Regions from separate parts of the Homo sapiens genome. Here region 1 is linked to region 2. A link is an interaction called in ENCODE POLR2A ChIA-PET data of the cell type or tissue named here. Cell type or tissue: Panc1. All regions are shown on one strand. Links, peaks and the distances in the headings refer to the core of each region. The heading gives the core; the rest is flanking DNA.

What was found. Peaks named below come from ENCODE experiments on the same cell type or tissue, not always from the same donor. Only the 100,000 strongest peaks of a DNase experiment are listed, where the experiment ranks them.
Region 1: POLR2A ChIA-PET joins it to region 2 with 21 read pairs; 6 of 35 experiments call an interaction of 5 or more read pairs at or near these places.

What each region holds. Positions count from the first base shown.
Region 1 is chr12:49,542,559-49,547,920 of GRCh38, reverse strand. KCNH3 (potassium voltage-gated channel subfamily H member 3) reads right to left here. Exons shown (of 15, transcript NM_012284.3): 4 at 5,082-5,215; 5 at 4,403-4,646; 6 at 3,849-4,006; 7 at 3,539-3,746. Among named protein-coding and RNA genes, the nearest start is that of KCNH3, 6.2 kb to the right of the region's middle. RefSeq lists enhancers at 1-374, 4,002-4,915, 4,262-5,362. In Panc1, for the core only: no CTCF peak of the experiment used is centred there; no DNase peak of the experiment used is centred there.
Region 2 is chr12:49,290,171-49,295,532 of GRCh38, reverse strand. It overlaps PRPH (peripherin), which reads right to left and starts at 386. Exons shown (of 9, transcript NM_006262.4): 1 at 1-386. The coding sequence starts at 332. It overlaps TROAP-AS1 (TROAP and PRPH antisense RNA 1), which reads left to right. Exons shown (of 8, transcript NR_120449.1): 6 at 1-273; 7 at 998-1,085; 8 at 1,637-2,902. RefSeq lists enhancers at 1-370, 371-1,288, 1,368-2,130, 2,131-2,894. In Panc1, for the core only: no CTCF peak of the experiment used is centred there; no DNase peak of the experiment used is centred there.

The DNA of each region.
Region 1 (5,362 bases), core at 232-5,231, 250 kb before region 2:
TGGGGGATCCCAAGATCCACAGAGGTCCTGGCAGAGCTGGGGGCCATGGGGTGCAAGGGAGAGAGGGCGGATTGGCTGATCTAGAATGGTGAGGCAGAGGGTATGTGTGGCTGTGGCTTGGGGTCACAGGATGCAGTTGGACCCCACCTCTCCACTTGTGCCCTGCTCCTCCCACCTCAGCACAGACCCCCTACTCCAGACTCTCCCCAACACTTCAGGCATATGGGTCCTGTGGCCCGCACACACTTGTCATCCACCCACTCATTCATTCAGCAACCTCACACACTGTGTGCCAGGAGCTGGGGGCCCCACAGGAGCTCCCTGAGGGCTCCAGTTCAGAAGGGCAGGTGACATAGGGCCAGAACTACATCTCAGAGGTGCCACACGGCAGGAAGGGAGGGGGGCTCGAACCAAGTGCCATGGGCTAGGGCTAGAAGGCTTCTGGAAGAAGGGACATTTGTGCTTGGTTTCAAAGGGTAGTAGGGTTTTGATACAAAGAAACTGAGGGGGTCATTCCTGGTGGAGGGACAGGCACGAGCCAAACCTGGAGACTGATATTTTAAGACAAGTACAGGCAAGTAGCTGAGTTTGGCTAGAATGTGGGGTTAACACTGAGGGCATTACATTCCAGGCTAAGGAATTTAGGAGGATGTACTAAGACCTGCACCAAGGTGGGGGCTCACCTTCCCATTATCTGAGATGTGCCATAAGAATGCAGTGGAGTACATGGTTGGGTGCAGTGGCTCATGCATGTAATCCCAGCACTTTGGGAGGTCGAGGTGGGCAGATCACAAGGTCAGGAGTTCGAGACCAGCGTGACCAACATGGTGAAACCCCATCTCTACTAAAAATATAAAAATTAGCCAGGCATGGTGGCGCATGCCTGTAATCCCAGCTACTCGGGAGACTGAGGCAGAAGAATTGCTTGAACACAGGAGGCGGAGGTTGCAGTGAGCCGAGATTGCGCCGTTGCACTCCAGCCTGGGTGACAGAGTGAGACTGTCTCCAGAAAAAATAAAATAAAATTGGAGTACGTAAAACTCTTCACAGTCACTGTTTAGTTGGCCTCTGAGGGTGAAGCTACCCAAAGCCAAATGCCCAGGATAGGGAAGGTGGGGAGAAGCAGCAGGACACAGGGGAGGGTGGCAGGGAGGCCTCTGATCTTTCAGTCTTGGCCATGGGGCATCAGCAACCCCTGAAGCTGGGGCCAGGATTGTGCCTCCAGGTGGGCGGGGTCAGGCCAGCAGGAGCTGTCCCGGAGGCTGGGGGCTCGCACACCAAGGAGTGCTCTGAGTTCTCTCCCTCAATACTCAGCACAGTCTTGTGAAAATCCAGCCCACCTCCACTGGGCTAGTGGGAACCTGGGGAAGGAACTCTGTCCACATCATGGGCAGTGGAAAAGGAAACCCAGGCAAGGAAGCTTGGAGAAGGAGCTGCCCACCAGACTGAACTGGGCCAGCTGCCCACCCCCCCACCTCAGCCTCACCTCCCCCTGCAAGGAACTCTCCTGCCAGGGCTGGACTTGGAGAGGTCTGGGTTTGGTGCCAACCCAGTTAGGGGGCAGATTCCCTGGAGAAAGAGGAGATGATGATGTGAAGAACTTGTAAAGTCTCTAAATGTAGACTAGTACCGGCTCAAATGGAACGAAACCACCCTGGAACTCAGGGGTCAAGGGTGAAAGAATATAATGTGTATCTGCAAGGGTCGATCCACCCTTGCCCATCCTGTGGAGCTCAGAGATTCTTGGGAGCTGAAGGTCTTCTTAATGTCAGATCAGCAACCCCTGTGAGGTGGTTGGAAGAGAGGAGTCTCGTGGACACAAGACCAAGGGTGTCTGGGTCCCATTTCAGGGGGCGGGAGTGGACCTAGGGATTTGGTGTCTCAGCCCACTTTGGGGGTGGTGGAGACAGGCTTTGTTTCACCATTGTCCATCTTGTGGCCGTCTGACCCCAGAGCAGCTGACACCACAGGCTTCCTCTGGGAATAGCAGGCACCAAGGAGGTGTCACTGCCCGGAGTGTCCTGGTTTCCACCTACTCAGCAGTGAGAGCACTTGGGGAAAATTTCAAATGGGTCCTCTGTGACACACACAGGCCTCCTGTGAGCTTGCAGAGGGAGAGAGGATTCACAGGAGCCTTGTAGTTCCCAGGAAACTGATCAGACCGGGTTTCTAAGGCTGATCTGGACACCTGGTGACTCTGCCAAGGAGCAGACAGTCATACGAGGCCACCTGCCGGGTGTGGTGGCTCACACCTGTAATCCCAGCACTTTGGGAGGCCGAGGCAGGTGGATCACAAGGTCAGGAGATCGAGACCATCCTGGCTAACATGGTAAAACCCTGTCTCTACTAAAAATACAAAAAATTAGCCGGCGTGCTGGCGGATGCCTGTAGTCCCAGCTACCTGGGAGGCTGAGGCAGGAGAATGGCGTGAACCCAGGAGGCGGAGCTTGCAGTGAGCCTAGATCACGCCACTGTACTCCAGCCTGAGTGACAGCTCAAAAAAAAAAAAAAAAAAAAGCCACCTGCATCTGGAAACCCGGCTAAATGTCAGTTACCTGGAAGCTGACAAAGGGCTGGAGGGCTGGGGAGGAAGAGGTCAGGTTTGATTTTGGACCTGAGGCGCATCGAGAGTTAAAAACAGCTGGAATGGAATGGTTTGGCTAGAGAAAGGGTGGAAGTTGAGATGCTCACTCGGTGTCAGTGGAATAGCCGAGGGAAAGCAAGGTGAAGGGGGAGAGCTGTGAGGAAAGGTCTGGAGACCCTGGAACTTGGAGGAGCTGGGAGGAGGCCAGCTGAGGGCTGCATCACCCACAGCTGAGAGGAACTATGGTTGGCAGGGTCAGGTGATACAGGGACTTCAAGGAGGATGAGGGTTTGGTCCCAGAAGGTCACTGTGACCTTCCAGGTGACATTTTGGGTGCAGAGGTGGGGGTGGAAGCCCTCCCAGCAGGAGTTAAGATGTGAGTGGGTGGTGAGCAGAGAGGAGCTGTGGAAGGAGAGGAGGTGACATGAAGGAGAGTGAAGATGCTGGGGACGCAGAAAGCCTGCTTTTTAGGCCAGGGGAGAGCAGGATGCAGCGGGGAGAAATGTGGACTAGAGATGACAGAAGAAATGTGGACTGGAGGTGACAAGAGAAAGGCAGGGGCCTTGGAAGCCAAGGTGGTGGGGACAAGCTTCAGAGAGGATGCGGGGGGAGGGGTGGGGAGTGCCGGGTGTCAGAGAAACCCTGGAGGGCAGTGGCTCCCTGCTTGGCCTTCCCAACGGGGCAGGGGTTTAAGGAATGTGACCAACATTTGGCCACAGGAGGCCTGGATGGGCGACTGGGACTCCTTGGGCTTTCTCCACAAGGCCCAGCTGCTGGAGAACAGGCCCGTCACGTGGTGGTGGCTGTCACACTCACACCTGCACACCCTCTTCTCTGATTTGCACACGTGCAGACTTGCACAGGTAGGGACACCACACATCTGCACCCACGCTGGCACTCACACTCCTCTGACACAACTCCCTCCCCACCACATGCAGAGGGAGCCTCCAGTACCAATCTCAGGCAGCTCGGATTCGCTGCTCTCGATCTCCCGCTGGCCAATGTAAAACCAGACGCAGGCGACCCAGTGCGCGAGCAGGGCGAACACGGCCATGAGCAGTGTCAGCACCACGGCGCTGTACTGCGAGTACCGGTCCAGCCGCGGAAGCAGGCGCAGCAGGCGCAGCAGGCGCACCGTCTTCAGCAGATGGGCCCCGAAGTACTGAGATGCGGGGAGGGAGGGAGGGAGGGAGGGAGGTCAGCGGGCCGGCCCTGCCTGTCCCCTGGCCAAGCCCACCCACCCAGCCAGCCCAGCCACACTGACCACGTTGACCTTGAAGGCATGTAGCAGGTCAAAGGGCAGCGCTGCGATGACATCCAGCAGGAACCAGGTGGTGACGTAGTGGAGGCAAATGGACTTTGGGGCAAACACCACCTGGCCCGACTTGGACACGAATGTGGTACGGAAATTCAGCACAATGTCTGTGGGGAATCCGGGTGGGAGTCAGCACTGGGGCTGGGGGGGCAGCCACTCTTGCCTGGACACCTGCTCACTTTCTCAGTAGTTGACACTGTCCCCGGCCCTTCCCATACATCGTCTTAGTTCTCACAGTAACTGTAACAGGTAGACATCATTTTGCCTATTTTACAAAGGGGGAATCTATTTTATGGAGGCTCAGAGAGGCTTTGACCAGCTCAAGGTCATATAACTTCTAAGTGGCAGATGTTTGGAACCTAGGTCTGATTTCAAAGCTCACAGGTTACAAATGAGAGAGAGCGAGGGGGGCACTGTAGCACCCTGGAAGCCACGTGGACTATCCCCAGCAAAGCCCCAGGGCGCCAGCAAAGGGTGGGGCGGAAGGGGCAGAGTGCACGCACCAAGGATGAAGAGGACCTCCACGGCCAGGTCACAGACGCTGGGCGGGCCGCGGGCGGCACTGGGCTCCCGTGCTGTGCTCACACACACGCTGTAGGGCACAGTGACAGCCACATAGAGTGTGGCGAGCAGGATGAAGCCATCCCAGGTGGCTCTCAGTGCCCCACAGTGCAACAGGATGAAGGGCGACTTCCGGATGGCGGCTACTTTGTACTCAGGCAAGTTTGGTTTCTCCCCAAACACCCCCTGAGTGAGGCAGGGCAGGTCCAGGCAGAGAGGAAAGAATATTGGCACAGGCTGAGTTTGGATAGAGTCTGGGACCCGCATCCACCTCCTTTCTATCCCTGCATTATCGAAGCAGCATCTGCTTCGAGATGGCATTAGCATCTCCATTTTATAGATCAGAAAACTGAAGATCAGGAAAGTTAAGTGACTTAGCTTTGGCCACACAGCTGCTTAGGGGAGGAGCCAGGATTGAACCAAGGCCCATCTGCCTCCCAGGCCAGGACTTTCTTCTGATGGATCAGGCATGTGATCTTCCCTCCTTCAGTCCCAACCCCCAAAGTGCTGGCAAGGCCTGGGTGGCCCCTAGGACATTCTCTCTGTGGTAGATCAGGTTCCCCTTCCCCATCTTCTGCGTCTGCCCCTCCCCTCTCCCACACATCCCAGGGCTGAGCCCACCTTATTGAGCTTGTGCTTGCCCTTGGGCTGCTTCTGCAGGTGCCCGGACAGGTGGTAGAGCACGGCCCGGCTCCGCCGCCGGTTGGCATTGAAGCCTTTGGATCGTGCCCGGCCATATCGGCGCCGGCCACCACCTGCGAAAGAAGAGGGGCCCATGAAGATGATGGGTGTGTGCCCACACACCCTAGCTCCGGGTCAGGTGTAGGACACAGTTGCTGGCCCATGGACTGGTCTGGCTCATTGACCACTTAGAATGTTTAGAGTTGGGGGCTCAGGTATTC
Region 2 (5,362 bases), core at 130-5,129:
AAGTTGGCGAAGCGGTCGTTGAGCTCCTGCAGCTCCTGCTTCTCGTTGCTGCGCGTGGCCAGGAACTCCTGGTTGAGGGCCTCGGCCATGGAGAAGTCGAGGCGCTCCGAGGGCAGGCGCAGGAGGGCGCCCGCTCCCGCTCGGGGGCTACGGAAGCTGCCCAGGCGCACCGAGGAGCTCGGGGACGCGGAGCCCAGCAGGCGGCTGCTGGAGAAGCGGGAGCTGGACGAGTAGGAGAAGGCCCCGGGGGATAGTGAGGGCGGTGGACCGAAGGTACGGCGGTATGAGGTGGAGCTGAAGCCGGCCCGGAGGCCCGACGGGTGGTGGCTCATTGCGGCCAAGGATGGGCAGTCACCGTTCGCAGAGCTAGGCCGGGGGCTGGGAAGGAGCCGCAGACCGCTGCGAGGCGGCTTTATAGCCCTGCGGTCTCAGGGGGGGCACGGGCAGCTCCTCCCACTGGCCTGATGGCCCGCTGGAGGGGGGTTGTATGGGGAGGGGGATGCCCCACCCCTGCGGAACAGCAGGAGCGCCTTCCCCTCCCTTCCCTGGTTGCAGGCCTCTACCCACTTGATTGCCCCCTGTTGCCGCTGGGGTGGGGGTCACTTCCTCCCAACAAGCACCCAAAGCTAGAACCTAGGGTAGGAAGGCCTGACTTGAACTAGAGTCCCTGAAAATTGCGAGGTAGAAGGACCTGAAGTTAAAGGGCAGGCTTCTGGCACAGGAGTAGGGAGGAGGCCAGCTGGAGGGAGAGTTGACCTGGCTTAGGCCCCATAGCTAGTGCCTTGACTTGCCCCCTGAAGGCCAGGCTCTATTTTCACCTGCTGTCAGCTACCCCTCCTTCACCACACCCAGAGAGGAATAGGAGACAGGGGCGCAGAGGCAGATCGGGCTGGGGAAGAGCTACTCTCCCTAATCCCCAGGGCCCTGTGAAGGGCTGGTGCCTGGCGCCAGCTCTGCTGCTAATGGGCTGACCAGCCCCCCTCCCCCTCCCCTGAAGACGGCCCAGCAGAGGTTGTCTGCTGATGTTTCAGCCTTAAAGACACAGCCCCCAAACCTAGACCTACCCCGCAACAAGCCCCAATGAGGTGGGTACATCATAGGGGGCTGAGGGTGGCTGGACCCAGCTCTGGATCCCACTCGGGAGGGTCTGCCCCATGCCACGGGCTGGGCTAAGTGGGCCTTTTGTATTCTGTCTTGGTTTACTGGATTCTCCCTCCCCCCAACCCCACACCAATTGCTGCTCAGTCATGGGCTTTACAGGAACCAGAGTGATTCCTGAGGTAGGAAGGGGAGGGGGCTGAGGGGCAACAGCGGCTGCCAAGGCTGAGAGATGGATGGACTGGCAGGAGCTGGTTTCCAGTATTGATGAGTTGCAGGTACCAGGGATGGGTGGGGCTGGATGGGGAAGAGATGGGGAAAGAGAAAGTGCCCATCCCCAGCAGTCTGAAAGAGAGAAGGCCCCAGAACAGGTCCACAAACCTGCGCACGCAAACAGATGCATACACACAGCTTTGTATATCTATGCGCACACACACTACATACACACACATACACACACAATCACACATCCCACCACACCCTCCCCTACTCCAGAGTTAGCGAGAAGGCTGATATCTGGCCTTTGTATGTCAAACAGCTTCCAGAATGCAAGCACAACCTGCCCAGGAGTGGACAGAGGCAGCTCGGATGGTCTGCAGGAGCCGGGTTGCTGAGGTCTGCTGGGTTTGCCAGGAACCATAGGGCTGGGGCTGCTGCTGCTGCTGGGGACTCCAGCGCTGTCCTGTGAGACAGGTCTGCCTCAGATGGGACCTGAGGACAAGAGAGTGCATCTGGGGAAGCAGGTTTCAGGTTCCTGCCTGGATATCTGGCTGGGGGTAAGGAGGGCGGCTCCCTGGCTGGCCAGCTCCTCAGTATTGCAGGGCAGCAGCCCCCTCCCCCCTTTGTGCGTCCTGTGAGATGGGCCAGGGCCAACGCCCTGCTCACGTCCCTACCGCCTTCGTCTCCTTTCCAGGCCCCTCCTTCCTTCCGGGCCATTAGTCTCTCCCTGCACAGCTGCCAGTTCCTTCTCCTTGATGGGTCTGGTTTGGTTGCCAGGGGAGTGGGAAGCGGGAGGAAGGGAGAGATGGGACAGGACGAATAAATGACAGCTTGGCCTCCCCTAACTCCTGGGAATTGGGAGGGGTAGGGTCCCACCCGGGATAGGGCCGGGAGGCTTGGTGGGTGTGAGGAGGGGCTAGGGAAGCCTTGGTGCTTCCTGCCGCAGTCCTGGGCACTGAGCCCCAGCTGCTGTTGGCCTGGAGCCCCATCTATCCCGGATTTGGCCCCACCCTCCAGGAGCAGGGAGCCAGCTCTGCATCAGGAGAGGCGGGCAAGGCCTGGGGAGGACCAGCTCAGGCCCTGTCTACAGGGCACTAGTGGGGGACCCAAGCCTCTGAGAGTAGAGGCTGCTGGGGCTGCAGCTGGGCCTGGGGAGTTCCAGATGGAGTTCCCGTCCTCACCCTGCTTAAGGGCTCCGCTGGCCACCTACATGCCTCGGAGGAGAAGGGACAGAGGGCTGCCACAGCAGGGCTCTGGAGCTGTGGATCAGGCCTGGGTGGGGAACTGCCAGGCAGAAGAGGCTCCTCCCCTAAAGCAGAAGGAGCAGGCCAGCAACTCCAGGCGGAGCAAAGGTAGGCAAAGAGTCTGGGTTAAGAGCCGGGCTCTGGCATCCAGCTGCCACACTTCCCATCTGATCCACCACTCTGTTGTAGAATTTAGGCTCGTCACTACGTCCCTTCATGTCCCTCAAGAAAAGGGAGATAACTAACTGTAGCTTCTACCTCATAGTGTTGTTGGGAGGACTAAAGGAATAAATAAATACATGTGAAGTGCTTAGGACACACATCTTAAAGCCTGAAAATGGAAGCTGGTTTTATTATTGCTATTATTATTAACCTCCAGAGTGATAATGTCAGCCCCAAGAGCAGTGAGAGTCTGGGCTTCTTTTGGACTGTGCCCCTGGTTGCTGAAAGTAGTGCTTGGACCCAAGGCGGAAGAAGCCAAGTCCTCCCTGGCCTCATCCTCCCCTGGTGGACCGGGACTCTGGGCAGATGGTGCAGGTTCATTCATGGCTGCTCACCTTAATTAGCTGTGTGCTTTGGGTTTTCTGAGTGACTTAACCTCTGTTCACCCCATTTTCTTTCTTTCTTTCTTTCTCTCTTTCTTTCTTTTTTCTTCCTTTTTTTTTTTTTGAGACATAGTCTCGCTCTGTCGCCCAGGCTGGAGTGCAGTGGCACGATCTCAGCTCACTGCAAGCTCCGCCTCCCGGGTTCACGCCATTCTCCTGCCTCAGCCTCCTGAGTAGCTGGGATGACTGGCGCCTGCTACCACGCCCGGCTAATTTTTTCATATTTTTGGTAGAGACGGTGCTTCACCATGTTAGCTAGGATGGTCTCGATCTCCTGACCGTGATCCACCTGTCTCGGCCTCCCAAAGTGCTGGGATTACAGGCATAAGCCACCGCGCCTGGCCACCCCATTTTCTTTATCCACAAATGGGAATGATAATAACAGTACTTACCTCATGGTGTTGGGAGGATTAAACGAGTTACCCTCTGTAAAGCACTTGTGCTTGGCACCTAGTACATGCTGTAGAAGTATTTGCCAGTATTCTCATCGCTCCTCCTCCTCCTGCCTCCCTTGGCTGCTCTGATGAAGGCTGGAAGAGAAACAACTATTGCATGTGTTCAGGGGTTTGCAGGGAAGGTGAGTAACGAAGTTTAGGTTACTGGCAAGAGTGCTATTTTTAAATTAAATTAAATTAAATTTTTTTTGAGAGAGAGTCTTGCTCTGTTGCCCAGGCTGGAGTGCAGTGGCATGATCTCAGCTCACTGCAACCTCCACCTCCTGGGATCAAGCGATTCTCCTGCCTCAGCCTCCCGAGTAGCTGGGATTACAGGTACCTGCCACCATGCCTGGCTAATTTTTGTACTTTAGTAGAGACGGGGTTTCATTATGTAGGTCAAGCTGGTCTCGAACTCCTGATCTCAAATGGTCCGCCTGCCTCGGCCTCCCAAAGAGCTGGGATTACAGGCGTGAGCCACCACGCCTGGCCAAGAGTGCTATTAAATGTCAGGCCACGGGCTCAAAGCTGGATTAGGAGGGCATGTAGGCAAGAGAGAGTGGGAGATTGGGAGAGTAAAGAGATCCATGGCTGGCCAAAGAACAGTCATAGAACAAAGACATGCCAGTGGAGCACAGTGGTTTACGCCTGTAATCCCAGCACTTTGGGAGGCTGAGGCGGGCGGATCACAAGGTCAGGAGATCAAGACCATCCTGGCTAACATGGTGAAACCCTGTCTCTACTAAAAATACAAAAAATTAGCCGGGCGTGGTGGCGGGCACCTGTAGTCCCAGCTACTGGAGAGGCTGAGGCAGGAGAATGGTGTGAACCCAGGAGGTGGAGCTTGCAGTGAGCGGAGATCGCGCCACTGCACTCCAGCCTGGGTGACAGAGCGAGACTCCATCTCAAAAAACAAACAAACAAATTAGCCGGGCGTGGTAGCATACGCCGGTAATCCCAGCTACTTGGGAGGCTGAGGAAGGAGAATCTATTGAACCCGGGAGGCAGAGGTTGCAGTGAGCCAAGATCGCGCCACTTCACTCCAGCCTGGGCGACAGAGTGAGACTCTGTCTCAAAAAAAAAAAAAAAAAAAAAAAAAAAAGACATGCTAAGCTCCTCCCAGCCTTACCCTCTGCTTCAGCACATCCCTAATACTTGCATCTGTCAGCTGGGGTCTCTGCCTCTCCGGGTCTAGGATTGACACAAACCTCCACTCCAGGCCAGGCGAAGTGGCTCGCACCTGTAATCCCAGCACTTTGGGAGGCCAAAGCAGGCAGATCGCTTGATCCTAGAAGTTCAAGACCAGTCCTGGGCAACATGGAGAAACCCCATCTCTACAAAACACACAAAAATTAGCCAGGCATGGTGGCATACACCTGTAGTCCCAGCTACTTGGAAGGCTGAGGTGGGAGGCTCACCTGAGCCCAGGAGGTCAAGGCTGCTGTGAACTGTGACTACACCACTGTACTCCAGCCCCAGTGACTGAGATCCTATCTCAAAATAAATAAATAAATAACCAGCCAGGCGCTGTGGCTCACGCCTGTAATCCCAGCACGTTGGGAGGCCGAGGCGGGCAGATCATGAGGTCAGATCGAGACCATCCTGGCTAACACGGTGAAACCCCGTCTCTACTAAAAATACAAAAAAGTAAACCGGCATGGTGGCGAGCGCCTGTAGTCCCAGCTACTCAGGAGGCTGAGGCAGGAGAATGGCGTGAACCCGGGAGGCGGAGCTTGCAGTGAGCCGAGATTGCGCCACTGCA